Regions from separate parts of the Homo sapiens genome. Here region 2 is linked to region 1. A link is a contact called in ENCODE Hi-C or POLR2A ChIA-PET data. All regions are on one chromosome and are shown on one strand. Each heading gives the region's core, a stretch centred on a gene start or an enhancer-like site at or near the end of the contact. The rest is flanking DNA. Distances are from core to core; before and after follow the strand shown.

Evidence for each region. Hi-C counts contacts between places; a loop is a spot of excess contacts on that map. ChIA-PET counts read pairs that join two places held with the same protein, here RNA polymerase II (POLR2A). Pooled maps may share reads with other maps.
Region 2: a loop to region 1 is called in a map of dorsolateral prefrontal cortex, with 7 times the contacts of the local background. The contact joins the promoter of ATP6V0A1 here to the enhancer-like site in region 1. A Hi-C loop is called at or near these places in 9 of 168 maps with a recorded cell type or tissue (B cell, CD4-positive, alpha-beta memory T cell, Right ventricle myocardium inferior and 6 more) and 16 of 50 pooled maps. POLR2A ChIA-PET finds 5 or more read pairs at or near these places in 9 of 52 experiments (CD4-positive, alpha-beta T cell, GM12878, HCT116 and 6 more).

What each region holds. Positions count from the first base shown.
Region 1 is chr17:42,405,358-42,409,290 of GRCh38, reverse strand. It overlaps CAVIN1 (caveolae associated protein 1), which reads left to right. Exons shown (of 2, transcript NM_012232.6): 2 at 3,903-3,933. Among named protein-coding and RNA genes, the nearest start is that of CAVIN1, 16 kb to the left of the region's middle. RefSeq lists an enhancer at 2,931-2,980. Within about 2 kb of position 1,615, at least 26 of the 41 ENCODE cell types and tissues checked have a DNase peak (open chromatin) inside an H3K27ac peak, as active enhancers do; they include HCT116, dorsolateral prefrontal cortex, endothelial cell of umbilical vein and 4 more, where a contact is called at or near this core.
Region 2 is chr17:42,457,262-42,461,194 of GRCh38, reverse strand. ATP6V0A1 (ATPase H+ transporting V0 subunit a1) reads right to left here and starts at 2,317. Exons shown (of 22, transcript NM_001130021.3): 1 at 2,232-2,317; 2 at 184-347. The coding sequence starts at 300. RefSeq lists a silencer at 2,248-2,457 and an enhancer at 2,608-2,697.

The DNA of each region.
Region 1 (3,933 bases), core at 366-2,865:
TGCCTGTACAAAAACTACAAAAATTAGCTGGGCATGGTGGCGTGCGCCTGTAGTTCCAGCTACTTGGGAGGCTGAGGTGGGAGGATCACTAGAGCCCAGGAGGTTGAGGCTGTAGTGACCTGTAATCATGCCACTGCACTTCAGCCTGGTTGACAGAACAAGACCCCATCTCAAAACAAACAAACAAAAACACAAAAATGGCCAGATGCGGTGGCTCGTGCCTGTAATCCCAGCACTTTGGGAGGCCGAGGTGGGAGGATCCCTTGAGGTCAGGAGTTTGAGAACAGCCTGGCCAACATGGTGAAACCCTGTCTCTACCAAAAAATACAAAAACTAGCCAGGTGTGGTGGTGCATGCCTGTAATCCCAGCTACTTGGGAGGCTGAGGCAGGAGAACTGCTTGAACCCAGGAGGCAGAGGTTGCAGTGAGCCGAGATCGCGCCACTGCACTCCAACCTAGGTGACAGAGTGAGACCATGTCTCAAAAAAAAAAAAAAAAAAGGCCGGGCACGGTGGCTTAGGCTTGTAATCCCAGCACTTTGGGAGGCTGAGGAGGGCGAATCACATGAGGTTGGGAGTTCAAGACCAGCCTGATCAACATGGAGAAACCCCGTCTCTACTAAAAATACAAAATTAGCCAGGTGTGGTGGCACATGCCTGTAATCTCAGCTATTTGGGAGGCCCAGGCAGGAGAATTGCTTGAACCTAGGAGGCGGATGTTGCGGTGAGCCGAGATCGTGTCATTGCACTCCAGCCTGGGGAGCAAGAGCAAAACTCCATCTCAAAAAAAACAAAAAAACTAAAAAACAAAAACCTCCTCTCACTAGGATTGCTTCCTTATGTTGTAGTTTGAGACCTTTCATGAGGCACTAGGAAGATGGCATTGGCTATAAGAAGTCTGCAGCTCTCTCCCCAGTCCCATTCACTTCCAAGTTCAGCTGGCAAAGACCTTTATCTAGGAAGCCACAGGCCAGGAAAACCAGCCAGCTCAGCCTTTAGGGGTGGGGTGGAGCAGGCAGCAGGGGTAGGGGAGAAGCGGGGGATGCTGGGGGTAGGGCAGAGAGACAAAGTGGATTTGTTTTCCAGCAGCTGGGGCTGTTTCCTGACTATTCCCTGCCTGTCACCCTTAATCCCTCCCTAGCCTATTCACATTGTCTGAGTTTAGTGAAAGGAGGGGCTCTCTCCACCCTTTGGTGGGGCGTGGGTGGGTTTTTAAGTCTGGGAGGTTATGAAGGAAAGATCAGAGCTGAATTTTTTTTAATATATATATATACTGGGGCTGCAGGTAAATTCTGGGTGGAGATGGATGAAGAGGGTTTAGATCCTACAATGATGTATAAGTCTTAAATGATATGCACTCCAGTAGCAGGCAGGGTAAGGGTGATTGTAGGAGCCCCAAAGTGAATGACTGGAAATCAGAGGGAATGCAAAGAGAAGTTGAGACTCTCCTACACTCAGAACAAGGAAAACACCCTTCAATGCCTCAGTGAATGATAAGAGGCAGAGGGATAAACAAAATGCCCTAGGATTGCCCATGATCTGCACTAAGCCGTCTATGGCAGGTAGAGACTACAAGTCCCAGCATGCCCTGTGCCCAGGTCACCTTGCCTGCTGGGAGGTGTAGTTGGGTAACAGAGAGCTGGAGGTGGCTTGGTGCCCAGCAGAGCTGATGCCCAGATGAGAGAAGAGGTGGAGCCAGCATTCCCTCTTTGTCCCTGCTAATGCTATTGACAAGAAGGGAAGGAAGTTGGGAGAGGGTGTTCCTAGTTTTCAGTGTAAACCAGGAAACTCTGGGGGGATGTTGATGGGAGGGAAGAGGAAAGAGGTTGGGGGCTGGGGAAGGAATTTCTGTAGCAGGTGGTGCAGAGATACCGAGCAGCCTATGTATAGGGGTGTGTGTGTGTGGTGTCAGTGAGAGGACTCAGTTTATGTTGCCTTAATTTCTTAGGGGACAGGATTTTTCTTATAATTCTGGGAAATGGTCTTCAGAAAACCCTTTAGAAAAGCGACTATCTCTCGTTCCTTCATTTGAAGTCACTAAAGGGAGTCTGGGCCAAAGAGATCCTATTGATGATCTTGGTCTGCCCTTTCCCTTTCTGTGCTCAGCCTCCCCTGCTCTCTGATGAGGGTGGAGGTGGGGGAGGGAGTGATCCAGAGATTCTGAAATGTTGGCCAGAGTCAAGATCTTGGAAAATCTTCCCGGAATGGAAAGCAGTTCTGGTGCTAAGTCCTCCAAGGAGAAGACAGAAAAGCAAAGAACTGGTTCTGAGCTCCAGGGTCATGGGGAATCTGAGACCACCCATCCTACTCCTAGACCCCTGAGCTCAGGCTTTGTGCTGGGGGCAGGGGGTAGGGAAAGCAAGAATTGAAAAGTAATCTCTCTTCTATCCCAAAGTAGGGAAGTCACAACCAGAAGAAATGTCCAGACTGGGGAGAAAACATGTCCGTGGCTCCCAGCCAGCTTCTTCCTCTTTCCAATATCAATTTCTAAATGTGGGGGAGGGGGAGAATGACCACTGGTGGAGCCAAACAGTATGAAGGAGTCAAAGAAGGTGGAGGTGGGGGAGGGTGGACCACAGTTCTCCATCTCTAAGGCTGGTTCTGAAATAGCTTGAGGCCAGGAGCAGTGGCTTATGCCTGTAATCCCAGCACTTTGGGAGGCCAAGGCGGGTGGATCATTTGAGGTCAGGGGTTCGAGACCAATCTGACCAACATGGTGAAACCCCGAGTCTACTAAAAATACAAAAAAATTAGCCAGGTGTGGTGGCGCATGCCTGCAGTCCCAGCTACTCAGGAGGCTGAGGCAGGAGAATTGCTTGAACCTGGGAGGCAGAGGTTGCAGTCAGCAGAGATCGTGTCACTGCACTGCAGCCTGGGCGACAAAGCGAGACTCCATCTCAAAAAAAAAAAAAAAAAGAAATAGCTTGAGTCTAGGAAATGCACTTCCTTTACTTTACCTGCTTGGGTGGGTAGGTGCAGCTGTGGGCTCAAACCCCTACCCGCTTTCAACTTAGACACTCCCACCACTTGCTTTTCGGCCTGGCTCGGGCAGTGTGCGATTTGCGGCACCAGAGGGCGCTCCGCCCATTTCCAAAGTGGAGCTGTGTCTCCCGAGGGCCGTAGTGGTTTAATATCATCTACGGGTGGAAAGGGATCAGGACAGGGTTGGACGACCACAGAGATTTTAGCCCAAGTGCAATTATTACGCAACCCCATCTCCGACCCGAAGTTTGGTCCCCTGCTCCCGCGGTCTGTTTAGTCACCATTCGTTCAACACACATGTTTTTTAGAGAATGGCGGCGCGAGGCCGGGCGCAGTGGCTCACGCCTGTAATCCCAGAACTTTGGGAGGCCGAGGCGGGCGGATCACCTGAGGTCGGGAGTTCGAGACCAGCCTGACCAATATGGAGAAACACCGTCTCTATTAAAGATACAAAATTTAGCCGGCGTGGTGGCGGGCGCCTGTAATCCCAGCTATTCGGGAGGCTGAGGCAGGAGAATTGCTTGAACCCGGGTGGCGGAGGTTGCGGTGAGCCAAGATCGCGCCCACTGCACTCCAGCCTCGGCAACAGATCGAGACTCCGTTTAAAAAAAAAAAAAAAAAAAAAAACAAGGAGAGAGAGAGAGAAAGAATGGCGACGCGGGGTTGGGGGGCCGGAGATGGGTGATATGTTGCCCAGGCTGGTCTCGAACTCCTGGACTCAAGCCATCCTCCTGCCTCGGTCTCCCACAGCGCTAATATTACAGGCGTGAGCCTACACACATTTATTGAGCGCCCGCCAGTTTCCTGGGGACCACGAGCGTCCCATGCTCCCCTCTCTCCAGGATCGTCACCACCCTGACTCAGGCTCGCCCACATCCGCCTCCTCCGACGCCTCTCATGTCCCTTCTCCTCTTCCCTTAGGATGAAGTGAAGCTGCCGGCCAAACTGAGCA
Region 2 (3,933 bases), core at 1,068-3,567, 51 kb before region 1:
AAAGATTGGCACAAAACATTCTCACCTTTAGAAAGACAACTCAAAATGTGCATTCTGCCAATAGGAAGTCAGTGCTATAATGTTATTTTTGCAAATAAAAAACAAAACATTCATCATAAGGCATCTGACCACGATAGCAATAGAGTTCAGCAGTAATCAAGTCGCAGCCCCACAACTACTTACGTCACGAAACTGAACCTTTCCAAGTTCTCCTAATTCACTGACACAACAATAAGCAGCCTCTGACTGTAGAAAAAGCTGGGCCAGTGTCATTTCTTCACTCCGGAAAAGCTCCCCCATGGTGGCAGAAGGTACCAGTCTAGTGAGTACCTGGATTTCTCTCCAACCTGAAGCAAAGAGAAAATGACATAACTTTGGAAATTACCACGAGGGCTAAGAGCAAATGACACCCCACTACGGCTCTTGCATTTACATTTCTAACACCCCATGAGGACAGGTCAACAACTGTTTTTGACACCCTGTCTAGAAAGATGGAAAGGAGAAATTGCAAAGGCAGTTCCTGAATTCTGTCCCACAGAGTGTCAGATGAAAAGTCACTTCCATTCCAGTCAACATCAGGATCAAATGACAATTATTTTGGGCAACTCAACTGATAAGAATGTATCCAGATTAAAGACAGGAACTGGGAACCTCAAACAACTCTTTAAATACCCAGGACACAATATTGAGGCAGTGAGTTTCACACTGCTCAATCTGTTTTTGCTAGTGCAGGAAACAAACAGAAGAGGCCTTCAATACCCTCTCATAAAGATGTCTGCCTTGTAACTATCCTTCTCCCTTCTACTGACAATGCGCATTTCTAAAAGCCCAAAGTTCTGGCACTATCCTAAAGCTATGGCTACACTAAAGGGTTTAATCTTCCAGATTCCTCAGAAAACAATATTTCCCCACTTAGGAATTCAAACAAATAACCGTCATCTGGAAAAAGCAACCAGTTTGCATATTAAGCTCAATTTCAAATCAAGCATGACAGGAACACACTGATAATGACAAAGCAGTTTTATCAAGCCACAGAGAATAAGCCTTCCACCTCTGCAGCTTTCTGTTTCTCAACCCTACCTTCAAGATTAATTACATTCTTCCATCTGTCAAATCTCATGAGCCAATAAAGGTTTCGTTTTAGTGCTGTCTTACTGTTGCCGGGTATGAGACAACTGGCGCTATCAGTGGTCCTGAAACTGCAATTATTTATTCTCGATCAGCTAATGTAAGGCACAGCCTGTCCAGTATCCAAACTCAGAAAAATGCACAGTATTTTTAGTGTCATAAGGGCATCTATACTGAGTACTGATAGATGAGTCTGACATCAAAGGAAGATTTACTCTTCTGGAAGGCTGGGAGACATTTTGAGAAATCTGAACGAACAAACCTTTGTGCATGTGATGTTCAAGACAGTAACACAAGCTCAGACATAAGCAAGGACTTCTCAAGAGAATATGCAGGCTGACTTTAAGATTCTGTACATCTGAATCATCCAAATCAGCTGTTACCGGCACCACCCTTAAACAAAGAGAGATTCTACAACCTCTAAACACATAAAATTAGGCCTGGTCAGCATAGTTCAGGAGCTGTGGATAATGATAAGCCTCCAACGAGTCGCCTCCGTCCTCCTGCTCTTTAATGATTATAGGTCTCCCAAGAATATCTCTATAGCAATGGAGGCTAACAGAAAACTAATTAGGCCAAAGTAGTTCTGGACGATCACAAAACAAAATATGAAGAAACAGCAATTCTGCAAAAGATGAGTCCAACTACAGCGCCCCCGCGCCCTGCCTAGAAGAATCTCACTCCTGTCATCCGGTCCTCGCCTCCTCCCACGGTATTCACCTGCTTCATTTCCTGTCTACCCAATGAGCAGGAATTCTCTGGACTCAGGCTCATCTACCTTGAGATGGGAAAAAAGGAGAGGAAAACCCCCAAACTGAGAAACCCTTTAAGAAGCCCCCTAAATTCTTCTGCCTATCCAATAACCTCCGGTTCCTCCGCCTACCCCTTAAAGCAGGGAAGAGATGCGGGGCTTCCAAAGGGCAGTGAGCCTCCGGTTCCTCAGGGCAGAGGAGGGGTGCCCAAGGAGGGGGCGAACCCCCATTTTATCTCGAAGACGTCAGATCCCCGCTAATTCCTCTGACAATCAAGGGGGCTCTTAGAAGGATTTCCTACGTCCATCGAGGGCCGCTCCCTGTTGCGCTAAACCTACAGCCCCCACTCACCTCCAAACTCCGCCACAGCAACCGCCACAGAAACCACCGCAGCCAAACCCGCACCCTCCGCGGCTCCAGGAGCAGCGCTTCGACGTGCTTGCGTCCGTAAAGCCCCGCCCCTGCGCCGCCGCCGGCCCCCGCCCCCGCAATGACCTCATTGCAGTTGGCCAATGGGGCGCAGCCTCGCCCGGGCTGCAGCAGTGCGGAGTCACGGGGGTCGCAGGCGAGACCCAGCGTGCTGACGCCATGTTGGCCCCTGTGCTGTATCTCCACGCTGGGGAGGGTTAGCGGGTGGGGCTGGAGGTGCAGGTGCTCGAGGCCTTAAGTTCCTGAGCCTCCCTGAATCCTTTTTCTTACCCCTTATACTGGGGTAGGTTGTCTTTTCTCTTTCTTTTTTTTTTTTTGAAGTCTCATTCTGTTGCTCAAGCAGGAGTGCAGTGGCGTGATCTCGGCCCACTGCAACCTCCACCTCCCGGGTTCAAGCGATTCTCCTGCCTCAGCCTCCCAAGTAGCTGGGACTACAGGCACGCACCACCATGCCCGGCTAATTTTTGTATTTTTTTTTTTTTTAAGTAGAGACGGGGTTTCACTATGTTGGCCAGGCTGAGTCTCGAATTCTGACCTCGTGATCCACCCGCCTCGGCCTCCCAAAGTGTTGGGATTACAAGCGTGAGCCACCACGCCCGGCCTTTTTTTTTTTTTTTTTTTTTTTTTTTTAGATGGTCTGTTTCCCAGGCGGGAATGCAGTGGCGCGTTCTCGGCTCACTGCAGCCTCCGCCTCCCGGGTTCAGGGGATTCTCCTGCCTCAGCCTCCCTAGTAGCTGAGATTACAGGCACGCACCACGCCACCCGGCTATTTTTGTATTTTTTGTAGAGATGGGGTTTCGCCATGTTGCCCAGACTGGTCCTGGCCTCCACCCGCCTCGGCCTCCCAAAGTGCTGGGATTACAGGTGTGAGCCACCGCGCCCGGCCCTCTCTTTATTTTCATATCCAAAGAATTAATTCACACATACGCACCCAAATAATTAATGTCTTCTCTCTTTATTTTCATATCCAAAGAATTCACACACACACTCAAATAATTAATACGCAGACACATATACCACCCTTTCTCTTTTCCCTTATTTTACAGATGAGAACATTTGAGCCCCAGACTGGGGAGCGGCTAGCTTTAGATCCTGTAGTAGAGTCTTTAACGGGGTCTCATTTGCATAAGTATGGAAAACCTCTCTTTAAATGGTACATGGTTCATGCCTTCCAGCAACTTCCCCGGGTCTATTTTTCTCTGTTTAACAGGAAAAACCTCATCAGACCATATGTTGTGAAAGTACATTTCAGTCTTGTTTGGTAGATTCATGTGGGCTCAATTGACCACTTAGGAGTTTTCAATTCCTCAAATTTATTTTAAAAACATTTTTTATGGCTTGTACTCAACTTGTAAATTAAATATTGAAAAACATTTTTTAAACGCAAAAGTGATGTCTATTATTTTTTAAATGCCATTATCAAATATTGATATTGATTCCCTTTTCTTGCCCTTTTAAAGAAGAGTAGGGATCTCAAGTCGTTTGTGATAACCAGAATTGTATCAGGAAAAACTCAGAAAACCGGTTATTCTGTCTTCCTGGGTGGTGGAACCCTGTTGAAATTCAAGTGTAATGAGGGAGATATTCCAGATAAAAACTTGTTGCTGATAATTTTGTCAACCTG